3 separate regions of the Homo sapiens genome follow, and all the other regions are linked to region 3. The links are chromatin contacts, found by Hi-C or POLR2A ChIA-PET in ENCODE. All regions are on one chromosome and are shown on one strand. The core of a region is the stretch at or near the end of the contact, and the rest is flanking DNA. Distances in the headings are between cores, read along the strand shown.

Region 1 (3,403 bases), core at 87-2,586, 78 kb before region 3:
CTCAGCCTTAGCCGGCTCTGCACCAAGTGGGTGACACCAACCACCCCACCTGCTGGCCGGGCCGAGCACAGAGCCCCGCCCCCAGCACTGCAAGGACCCACGCCTAGGTGCCCTCAACTTCCCGCGAGCCCCAGGCCAGAAAAATGCCCCCAGAGAGCATACCCGGGCCCTAAATCTCCCTTTCCTCTGCCGACACCTTTTCTGACCCCAAGTATCTTTGGGTGGTTGAAACAAGGCCCCAGCTTTGTGTAAACGCACAGGACACCCCCCTAGGGTTTGCAAGGCAGTCCCAAGCCATCGAGCCGCGAGCTCGTGGCAGCCCCTCCTCTGAGCTGCGCACCAGGCCTGGAAGCTGCCCGCTGGGGGTGGGCAGGGCGGAGGGTGGGGGAAGCCCCACTGCTTTGCAGGAGAGGGCCCTCCCCATTTCGCTCAGAAGGTTCCATGGAAACCTGCATTTCTTAGGCCCCCACGCGGCAGGCTGGCCTGGGTTCAGATGTGGGCTGCCAACCCCTCTGTGATCCCAGAGCCAGCTGGGGGGTGCGTCAGAGAGTGGCCACAGGCCTGGCCTCTGCACACCCAACACCTGGTCTGGGGGGTCTACCCCAGAGTGAGCTGGGGAAAGCGGGTACCTGGCCAGGCCCCTTGCAGGGCAGAACCTCAGGTGGATGGGCCTCTCGGGGTCTGGCCGGGTCCCCCCTCTGTGTCCCAGGTGTGCAGGGGCTTCCTGCTGGCAGGGCTGTTTTTCTGGGTCAGGGCCACGAGTCCCAGGCCTTGTGCCCATCCCAGCCTCCCCCGCCCACCCCCCCATCTCCCCCCTCCACCCCACCCGTGGCAGGACTGTCTACCCTCCTGCTCCCTCTTTCATGCTAAGCTCAAGGCCAGGCCGGAATCCGGCCGGATGACAGGGTGTGAGGCTCCACCCCAGGGAGGTGACAGTCGGCCTTGCTGGCTGCAGCTGTCGGTGACACCCCCTCCCGTGGGGATGGGGGTGGGGTCGGCCCTCTCCCGGGCCCAAGGCCTTCTGGAGCCCACGGAGATGGCTGGCGGCCTTCCCCACCTCCCAGCCCTGCCTTGCCTTGCCTTGCCCTGGCTGGGAGCGGCCCTTCAAGGGATACAGCCGGTGTTGCCTGGGGGCGGGGACTCCCCATCCTTTCGGCTGCCCTAAGGCAGCTTCCCCCGCCCATGACGGTGACACACTCAGCAACTCGGCCCCTAGCCCCTTACCTGGGTGCTGCTCTGGCTGTGCCCCGGTGGGCTGTGCCACCCCCAGGTCGGCTCCTCTGTGTCCCCGGCACTGCTGCGTCCCCGGCACGGGCAGAAGCTTCCAGGCAGCAGCGCGGATCCTGGCCTGGCTGCTCAGTGCTGCCCCTGATGGCAGCTGAAGGGGCTGTACTTAAAGGGGCCGCACCCAGTGGGGGCTGCACCGTGGAGCTGGGGATCATGAGCTGCACTGGCTCCAATTTGGGGCTGTGCAGAGCACAGGGTCCCTGCAGCACCCCCAAGACACAGACCTCAGTGTCTAAGCAGGAGTCTTGTGGCCCGGAGCAGCCTGCCAGTCCCGCCAGTGTCACCCCAACACACTTGCCTGAGAGGAGGGGCCCGAACCCTGGCCTGGGCTGCAGAGATTGGTCAGGGGCATCTTGGAATTCGCATCTCCTGTCGGGCGAGGCAGGAGCAGATGGGCTACTCTGTGCCCCACTGGCCTCTCCCCAGGCCCTATCTGCTTCAAGGCTGCCAATGCCAAAATCTTGGCGGGTACCTGGGGCCAGATGGCCCCTGCAGCCTCTTGTGTCCCCAGGATGCCATCCTCTCTGGGTGAGGCCACTCCTGCATCCGGTCCCTGCCAGCCTGGGAAGGCCTGCACGTGACCTGCCATACCTGCCTGGTAATGTCCTCGTCCCACTCTGCCAGCCCCTCCCCAAGGCATTGGGCCTGGGAACGTTCTAGCTTGGCAGAGGGGTGGGGAGCTGATGCCCTTGGCTCTGAAGGGCAGGACCTACCCCATTCTGCACTGTTCAAAGCAGGGCCCACTGAAACCCCAACATAGCCGTCCATGGTGTGATCCTGTCAAGTTCACGTACTGTCGACCCATCCCCACACCAGGCGAACCCCTGAACCCGGCCCTGACCTCATGGGCTGTGGGCTAAGGGGCCAGGCTAAGCTTGCTGTGGGCCACAGCACCTGCTCAGGGACTGCAGTGACTGCCCAACACCCTGGGGCCACAAGGCTCCCAGGCAGAGGAGCCTCCAGCTTGGCCACCTCCTCCCCTTCACTGGCACACTCTTCCTGCCTGCCCTGCAGGGTTCTCATGGCAACAGTAGCTGTGGGGGTGGAGGCTGGGCGCTGCTGACAGCTGGAGGGGGCAGGAGCCTGAAGGCGGGGGGCAGGGCTGCAGGCGGCTGCCTGGGAGCCTTGCAGAGTGGACTTCCACCTCCTGGGGCTGAGGTCGCCAAGCGTGCTGCGTGCAGCTGCTGAGCCCTGGCACAGGTGGGCTGGAATGTACCCAGGGTGTGGCCAGACTTGGTGGGACGTCCTCACACCACTGCTGGGCAGCCTCCTGCCAACCCACGGCAGCCTGGGCCCGGGGCAGCGGGAGCAGAGGTACAGGCAGAAGAACAGACACACGCAGAGTGAAACAGGAGTGCTTTATGGTCTGAGTGGAGTGTTTGGGAGGAGTGCCTCCCGGCTCCTGCCTTCGGGCTCACCTGAGCGGGGGCGCAGCTGAGGCCACTGTGGGAAACACAACCCCCACTCCCAGGAGAGGCCTCACATGCTGCCTTCGGTCTCGCCAGCCTTCTAGCGTGGGGCCTGGGCCGCCCTTTAGGGTGAGTCTGCACACCCGTGTTCAGGGCTCCCGGCCGGAAGCGGAACCATAGGCATGCTGCGGCCCCAGATGAGCGCGGAGGGCAAGCAGGTGCCGGGGCAGCGCACACCCCACAGCCAAGCGGCCCCTGCCCAGCCTCTGTAAACAGACCCTCACAGGTCCCTCCTGGGCCTCAGTCACATCCCTGAGAAACACTGGCGGCTCTGCCCCGAGAGGGCCAGGGTGTCCACCGAGCCTGGCTGAAGCCAGCTGTCCCCTCCCTTCTTGCAGAGCAGGCTCACACTGGGCCTGAAGGCCCAGCACCTGCAGGGCCCAGCCTGGGGACCACCAATGCCCGGCCTCTTCCAGCTCAGAAGCGCACACGGCAGCCACGGGGCAGCGGCAAAGGCGATGGTACAGAGGCAAATGCCTCCCCAGGCAGTGACAGGCACGCCCCCCGCCCCAGGGCGGCCACTGCCCACGCCGGCCTAGAGCTCCTCGTAGTCGCCACCCCCAGGGTGGCGGCCGCCCGGGGCCCCGCCCCCCAGGAAAGCCTCCAGCTCATCGGCAGCCGTCCTCTCCCTGCTGCGCGGGGGCCGC
Region 2 (3,211 bases), core at 151-2,650, 77 kb after region 3:
CCGGCAGCGGCACTCCTGTCTGCAGGGTGCACCCACCTCATCTGCCCTGGAAGATGAAAACCCCGCAGCCGTCAGCAGCCACCTCTCAGCCTCTCAGAGGCACAGCAGTGCAGCTCTCAGACCTCCCGGCTGCGGGGTGTGCAGTTCCGGCTCCAAGCGTGGAAAGAGGTCAAGCCAGGCCCTCCAAGCTGATTCCAGATGAAGCCCATATGGATCTGGAAGGAGACTGGGCTGGAAAATGCTCTCCTGGGTTTCGCTGTAAGATGCCTACAGGCCTAAGGCAAAAGGATGTGTCTCCACTTTCAAGAAAAGCTGGGACCGCCTGGGCAGGGGCTGCTGAGCCCAGGCAGCGAGACCCCACGTCCTTCAGGACCGCAGTTCCCCATTCATTTGAAGAGCAGTTTCTGTATTTGTCATTCTCTCAGTACAGTTTGGGGGGTGGTTACAATGTTCAGGGAAATGTTTTAACAGCTCAACTCTGCATCTGAAAAAAGAGGGGCCGTGCTCCCCTGCTGACCCGTTAGAGCGCAGGGCGGCCAGCACTCCCGCAACTGCAGCAAACCCAAGAGTCCCTATGAGGAGGGACCCCAGGAAACTGCTTTTCAATCTCCATCTGCTCCCTGAGGTGGGACGCCGGGTGGGGGCCGGGCCAGGTGACTGCTGCCCTTGTCCCAGCTGCACCTTGCCCTGCCACGCTGGCCGTGCTGCCAAGCGGATGTGAACGCCGCCACCTGACACCCACCTCGCCTGCCCCCGGAGCGTCCCTGGTGACAAGGCTACTTCTGGCACCCAGGGTGGGGCAACCCAGCCCCGCCCAGACACACGCCCCAGTTGGCCTGCGCGCCCCCACGAGTCTCCCCGCAGGGGACCGAGAACACCCTAAGAGCCAGGCTTTCTGCCAGGTGGCCACTGGTCACTCGGGGGCGGTTCCGGCGGCCCTTTGCGTGGCCACCGGCCTGGCACGGGCGCATCCCCGCTGGTTTTACGCCCTTGGGGAGCTGTGGTTCTGCGCGCGGGAGCCTGTGGCTGCCCCGGCAGCGGGGGGAGGGGGCACCGGGCGGGGCAGGAGGCCCAGACCATGGGGGGCAGCGCCAGAGCCCGAGCCACCGGCAAGCCATGATGGGGGGGTCCCCTGGGACCGGGAGGGTGGGAGCAGAGCGCCAGAGCCTCGGTAACCTGGCAGAAGGCTGTGGGGAGGGAGCGTGGAGGGGAGGTCCGGGCCGGGTGACCCAGGGCGGGAAGGGGGGGCCGTGTCGGGGCGGGGTTGGGGACAGTGGCGGGGCGGGGCCTGGTGAGGGGACCGTGTCGGGGCGTTGTTGGGGACAGTGTCGGGGCGGGGCGCCGCACCTAGCCCTTCCCTGCCGCGCGCTCCTCCCCCACGCCGCGCCCCGCCCCGCCCAGCCCCGCCGCCCTCGCAATAAGGGGCCTGAGCGCGCGGGGGAGAAGCGGGAGCGGGAGCGGGAGCGAGCTGGCGGCGCCGTCGGGCGCCGGGCCGGGCCATGGAGCTGTGGCCGTGTCTGGCCGCGGCGCTGCTGTTGCTGCTGCTGCTGGTGCAGCTGAGCCGCGCGGCCGAGTTCTACGCCAAGGTCGCCCTGTACTGCGCGCTGTGCTTCACGGTGTCCGCCGTGGCCTCGCTCGTCTGCCTGCTGCGCCACGGCGGCCGGACGGTGGAGAACATGAGGCAAGGCCGGGGGCCGCCGGGAGGGGCCGGGGAACCGCCGCGCCGCTTCCGCTTCCCTAACTTTCTTCTGGGCTTCCCTCCTTCCTGCCCCGCCCGTCCCGCCCCGCTCCGGGGCTCCGGGGAGAGCGCGCCTGGGCCGGCGGCAGGCACAGGAGGGGGTCCCGGAGTCAGGGGGTCCCGGAGTCACGGGGTCAAGGAGCCGGCGTCACAGTGCCCAGCACCCCACCCCCCGCCCTGGCCCCGGGCGTCTACACCGGTTTCGGCCTCCGCCGCGTCCCTGCAGCCCGGCGTGGGGTTCCGGGGGTGGAGCAGCTTTCGGAGAGAAAGGGGGCCGGTCCGCGCTGGGAGAGGCTCAGCCCTGCTTCCTGAGCGGGGAAACCGAGGCCGGGGCGGCGGGGACTTGCCCCAGGGCTATTGATCAGGGCGCACGACGGCGTGGGGGCACCCCTCGGCCTCCCTCCGACCCCCTCCTGACTGTCCGCCCGGTGATGGGCGCACCTGTGGGGCGGGTTCCCCTTTCTCTCCCTTTCCTCTTCGCAGGGAGGTGGGGGACCCGGAGGGGACCTGCTTCCGTGCTGGGGAGCGCGCCCCTGGCCTACAGCTCCGGGGGCCCAGCTTCCAAGCGAAGGGAAGGAAGAGTTAGGACTAGGGTTCGGCGGGGCTGAAATTTTCCCCTGGACGCCTTCCAGAAGGTGGGAGCTTGGTTTTGCCAGGCTGGGGTTGGGGGCCAGAGGTCAGACTGGGCTGCCAAAGACGGCGGGGGCTGCCTGCTCCTGGGCGGGGTGGCTGCTGGAGAAGGCTCTTGCCTGCCCCCTCTCCCTGTTAGCCGTCCCCAGGCTGTTGCTACATTTCTCCCTGCCCTGTTTGGACTGCCCAGCCAGTGGCTTTTGCAATGGCCTGGGGTGGGGGCATTGTGGCCCCAGAGGCCCCCTTCCCCGTGGTTCCAGGGGCAGTGGGTGAGGGTTTGCTAGCTCCCTGCACTCGCTGTCCTTGCCAGCCCTGGGAGGGCACTGAGGCTGCTGGAACGGGCCTACAGTCATGGCTTCCAACGGAGCCCCAGAAGCTCCAGGAATATGAAGGAGGACCCTGGGCCTGATGGTGAGCATGGAGAGTCCGAGAAGGGCCTGCTGGCTGCTCAGCCAGACGTGTGTGACCAGTGGTGATGTGGGCCAGGTGGCCCAGGCCGGGGTCCCGGGGAGCGCACACTCCAGGGCTGGCCCAGGTGGTGACTGGCGCTGACGTCCCCAGTGGAGCACCCTTCAGCGAGGAAGGCAGTTTGCAGAAACAGGGAGTTCCTGGGGGCTGGGCTCTGGGCACCTGTGCTGGAATCTGTGAAGGCCTCACCTGTGGTTCTGGCCCTGGGATCCCCTGTAGGCAGGGGTCTCTGTGAGGGGCCCCCCTCAGCCCCTGGGGTGCTTCAGAGTAGGGGCGAGGGTGCGGCTTTCCCAGCTGAGGAGGGGCCAGTCTGTGGGTTCCTTGGGGTGCCCCCCACCCCGAGGAAATGGCTTGTGTGGTTCTGATGCCTGCAGG
Region 3 (3,459 bases), core at 344-2,843:
GGTTCTTGGCATTTTGAACAAAGAATTGGACAAAACACACAAACAAAGCAAGGAAAGAATGAAGCAACAAAAGCAGAAATTTATTGAAAATGAAAGCACTCTTTACAGGGTGGGAGCGGGCTGAGCAAGCAGCTCAAGGGCCCCGGTTACAGAATTTTCTAGTGTTTCAATATCCTCTAGCGGTTTACCATTGGTTACTTGGTGTATGCCCTATGTAAATGAAGAGGATGAAGTCAAAGTCATTTTCTCGGCTGAGCATACTGTCACGCCTGTAATCCCAGTACTTTGGGAGGCTGAGGTGGGTGTATCACCTGAGGTCGGGAGTTCAAGACCAGCCTGATGAACATGGAGAAACCCCGTCTCTACTAAAAATACAAAATTAGCTGGGTGTGGTGGCGGGTGCCTGTAATCCCAGATAGTCAGGAGGCTGAGGCAGGAAAATCGCTTAAACCCGGGAGGCAGAGGCTGCAGAGAGCCAAGGAGTGCACCACTGCACTCCAGCCTGGGCAACAAGAGCAAAACTCCATCTCAAAAAACAAACAAACAAAACGAAGTCATGTACTCGGTATGAGCCCTACGTAAACGGAGAGGATGGAGTGAAGGTACAAAGCCATTCACATTCCCGTCATCGTTAGTGTTTCCAGTTGATTTGGTTCTAGGACGCCCTTGGGCTCCCTGCGTCCAGGCCCTCTTCTCCTGCCTCACTCTCACTCCAGAGGACTGGCAGTGCTGGCCTCCCTGGCAGGACTCCCGCCCCTGACCAGAGGGGTCTGGGCGTGCTCCGAGGCCACCTGCTGCTCCTTGCCCAGTGTCCCTGGGTGCTCTGTGGGGACACAGAGAGGTCACTTGGGAGGTTCCTGCCTCTGCCAGACTGCGGCGCCTTCCTGGCGTCATTGCCCCCTGCACGCTTATACAACCAGTGATAAGGCGGTATCCAATGCCGTAATCCTCCCCAGGGCCAGCCCAGCCCTGTCCGGTCCCGTCCGGTCCCTGGCCTGCTTGCTGGAAGCCCAGCTGGGGGCTGCATCGGGGGTGGTGGGGGTCTGGAGTGAGGGGTGCCCAGGCCTCTCTCACAGTGTGGGGGCACAAGCTCTGCCCTGGACACTCTGCCAGTGTGACCCTACCCCCCATGTTGGGGGTGAGAGAAGGGGGCTTTCTGGGTGGCCAGATCCCAGGAGAGGGGGCCTAGCCAGACCAACCCCAGCCCAGCTCTCTGCAGCTGTACCCCAAAGGCCCTGGCCCAGCCCAGCCAGACAGAGTGTGGACAGAGGGGCTTGGGTGCGAGTCCAGGCAAGGCAGGACAAGTCTCTGCTGTGGCTTGGCAGTGGCCCCGTGACTGGTGACATAGTCTGGCAGGCCTAGGGGACAAATCCTCAGCCCGGGTGCATCAGGCCAGAGCCTGGCTGTCTGGAGCCCTCCAGGAAATGACCCCCTGGGCTGGGGGACATCCGAGTGATTGTGCCAAACAATGGACAAGGGGGCCGGAGTCTCAGAGCCGAAGTGCCTTCCGCTTCCATCTGCTCCGCCCAGGAGCAGGTGCACCCAGGTGGTGGCCTGGGCTATAAAGCTGGCCCCCTGGGGCTTGGGGACTCAGCACCAGGGGCTGGAGGGCAGGGGAGGGGATGATGTCATTCCTGCTCGGCGCAATCCTGACCCTGCTCTGGGCGCCCACGGCTCAGGCTGAGGTTCTGCTGCAGCCTGACTTCAATGCTGAAAAGGTACCAGGGGCCTCTGCTGTCCTGTGGTGGGTGGGAGCTGGGCCCCTGCCAGAGACAACGTGATAATTGTGACAACTGCCTTTCCTGGGGCGCTTGCTCTGTGCCCGGCCAGGCACGTGCTATAGACCCACTCTGCGCTTAATCCTAAACCAACCTGTGAATGGATCATTACTGCACCCACTTCACAGCTGGGAACTGAGGCTCACAGTTGCACTGTGACCTACCCAAGATGAGTTCCTGTCCACCTGGGCTCAGCTCACACCCAAGACATGGCCACTCCGAGACCCCTTGCTGTGTGACTTCTGAGTTGTCCCCTGGGTCCCTGGGCAAGGAGGGCCCTGCTGCTGGCTGTCCTGGCCTGCGGGTGACTAAGCCCCCGGCAGTTCTCAGGCCTCTGGTACGTGGTCTCCATGGCATCTGACTGCAGGGTCTTCCTGGGCAAGAAGGACCACCTGTCCATGTCCACCAGGGCCATCAGGCCCACAGAGGAGGGCGGCCTCCACGTCCACATGGAGTTCCCGGGGTGAGTTACTTGGGCTGGGCTGCCTGGGCTGGGCTGGGGAGCTGAGGTAGCTGGGTGCCATGAGTGAGCCGGCTGTGCACCCCCAGGGCGGACGGCTGTAACCAGGTGGATGCCGAGTACCTGAAGGTGGGCTCCGAGGGACACTTCAGAGTCCCGGGTAGGTCCTGCCTCCTCTGCCTTCAGGGGTGCTGGATGCCGCTTCTCTGGGGGTGACGTGGGGCTGACTTTCCACCCGGGCCCAAGCTGTCCATCCCAGTCTCCAGCCCCCTGCCCGCCCTCCCCGCCCCTCCTCTGTCTTCGGGGAACAGGCTCACAGCCCAGCAGCAGGGGCAGGCATGGGTGGGGTCGGTGCCCGGGCCCATCCACTTCTCCAGCCTGAAAAGGCCGCCTGCCTCTCCGCAGCCTTGGGCTACCTGGACGTGCGCATCGTGGACACAGACTACAGCTCCTTCGCCGTCCTTTACATCTACAAGGAGCTGGAGGGGGCCCTCAGCACCATGGTGCAGCTCTACAGTGAGTGCCTGTCCCACCTCCCCGCACTGGCCCCTCCCCAACTTCCCACAGGCCCCGCCCCCCGTTCTGCCTACCCCCGCCCCGCCCGCCTGCCGCCCCGCGCCTCCTCACAGGCCCCGCCCTCACCCCTCCGCCCCCCGCCTTTTAGGCCGAGTTTAGGCTCCGCCTCCTCATCCCCGGGCCCGCCCCTTCTGGTGCTGCCCCATGCCCTCTCCTGCTGTGACCCTTCGCACACACTCCTGGCCTGGCCAGGACCGGGTGGGGTGGGAGCTGGGCCCGCCGTGCTTTGGATGTGGAGGAGGTTGGCTTGGGGGAGGGTCCCGCGGTGCATGCTCCTCTCTGGCCTCCTGAGAGTGGTGCCCCGCCCTTCCCTGCCTGGCCTCGCTGCCTGAGTTCTGGGGCTGGGGCTGAGGTTCTTTTTTTTTTTTTTTTTTAATATGGAGTCTCACTCTGTCGCCCAGGCTGGAGTGCAGTGGCGCGATCTCGGCTCACTGCAACCTCCGACTCCCCAGTTCAAGCAATTCTCCTGCCTCAGCCCCCCGATAAGCTGGGACTACAGGCGCCCATCACCATGCCCGTATTTGTATTTGTAAAAATATAAATAATTTTTTGTATTTTTAGTAGAGACGGGGTTTCACCGTGTTAGCCAGGATGGTCTCGATCTCCTGACCTCGTGATCCGTCCGCCTCGGCCTCCCAAAGTGCT

The links. Hi-C counts contacts between places; a loop is a spot of excess contacts on that map. ChIA-PET counts read pairs that join two places held with the same protein, here RNA polymerase II (POLR2A). Pooled maps may share reads with other maps.
Region 1: a pooled map shows a loop between it and region 3 (4-fold over the local background). The contact joins the promoter of AJM1 here to the promoter of LCN15 in region 3. A Hi-C loop is called at or near these places in 5 of 50 pooled maps. POLR2A ChIA-PET finds 5 or more read pairs at or near these places in 4 of 52 experiments (A673, B cell, H1 and 1 more).
Region 2: a pooled map shows a loop between it and region 3 (6-fold over the local background). The contact joins the promoter of AGPAT2 here to the promoter of LCN15 in region 3. A Hi-C loop is called at or near these places in 3 of 37 single-sample maps with no recorded cell type and 5 of 50 pooled maps. POLR2A ChIA-PET finds 5 or more read pairs at or near these places in 2 of 52 experiments (H1 and WTC11).

Annotation. Positions count from the first base shown.
Region 1 is chr9:136,840,411-136,843,813 of GRCh38, reverse strand. It overlaps AJM1 (apical junction component 1 homolog), which reads right to left and starts at 1,336. Exons shown (of 3, transcript NM_001080482.5): 1 at 1,225-1,336. It overlaps RABL6 (RAB, member RAS oncogene family like 6), which reads right to left. Exons shown (of 15, transcript NM_024718.5): 15 at 2,627-3,403. The coding sequence ends at 3,292. RefSeq lists enhancers at 1-210, 211-1,091, 1,223-1,517, 1,507-1,646, 1,092-1,973 and silencers at 867-1,196, 2,143-2,437.
Region 2 is chr9:136,685,646-136,688,856 of GRCh38, reverse strand. AGPAT2 (1-acylglycerol-3-phosphate O-acyltransferase 2) reads left to right here and starts at 1,400. Exons shown (of 6, transcript NM_006412.4): 1 at 1,400-1,681. The coding sequence starts at 1,500. RefSeq lists silencers at 674-753, 1,224-1,423, 1,644-2,213 and an enhancer at 1,934-2,795.
Region 3 is chr9:136,762,652-136,766,110 of GRCh38, reverse strand. LCN15 (lipocalin 15) reads left to right here and starts at 1,593. Exons shown (of 7, transcript NM_203347.2): 1 at 1,593-1,718; 2 at 2,102-2,241; 3 at 2,328-2,398; 4 at 2,644-2,754. The coding sequence starts at 1,623. RefSeq lists an enhancer at 2,223-2,870.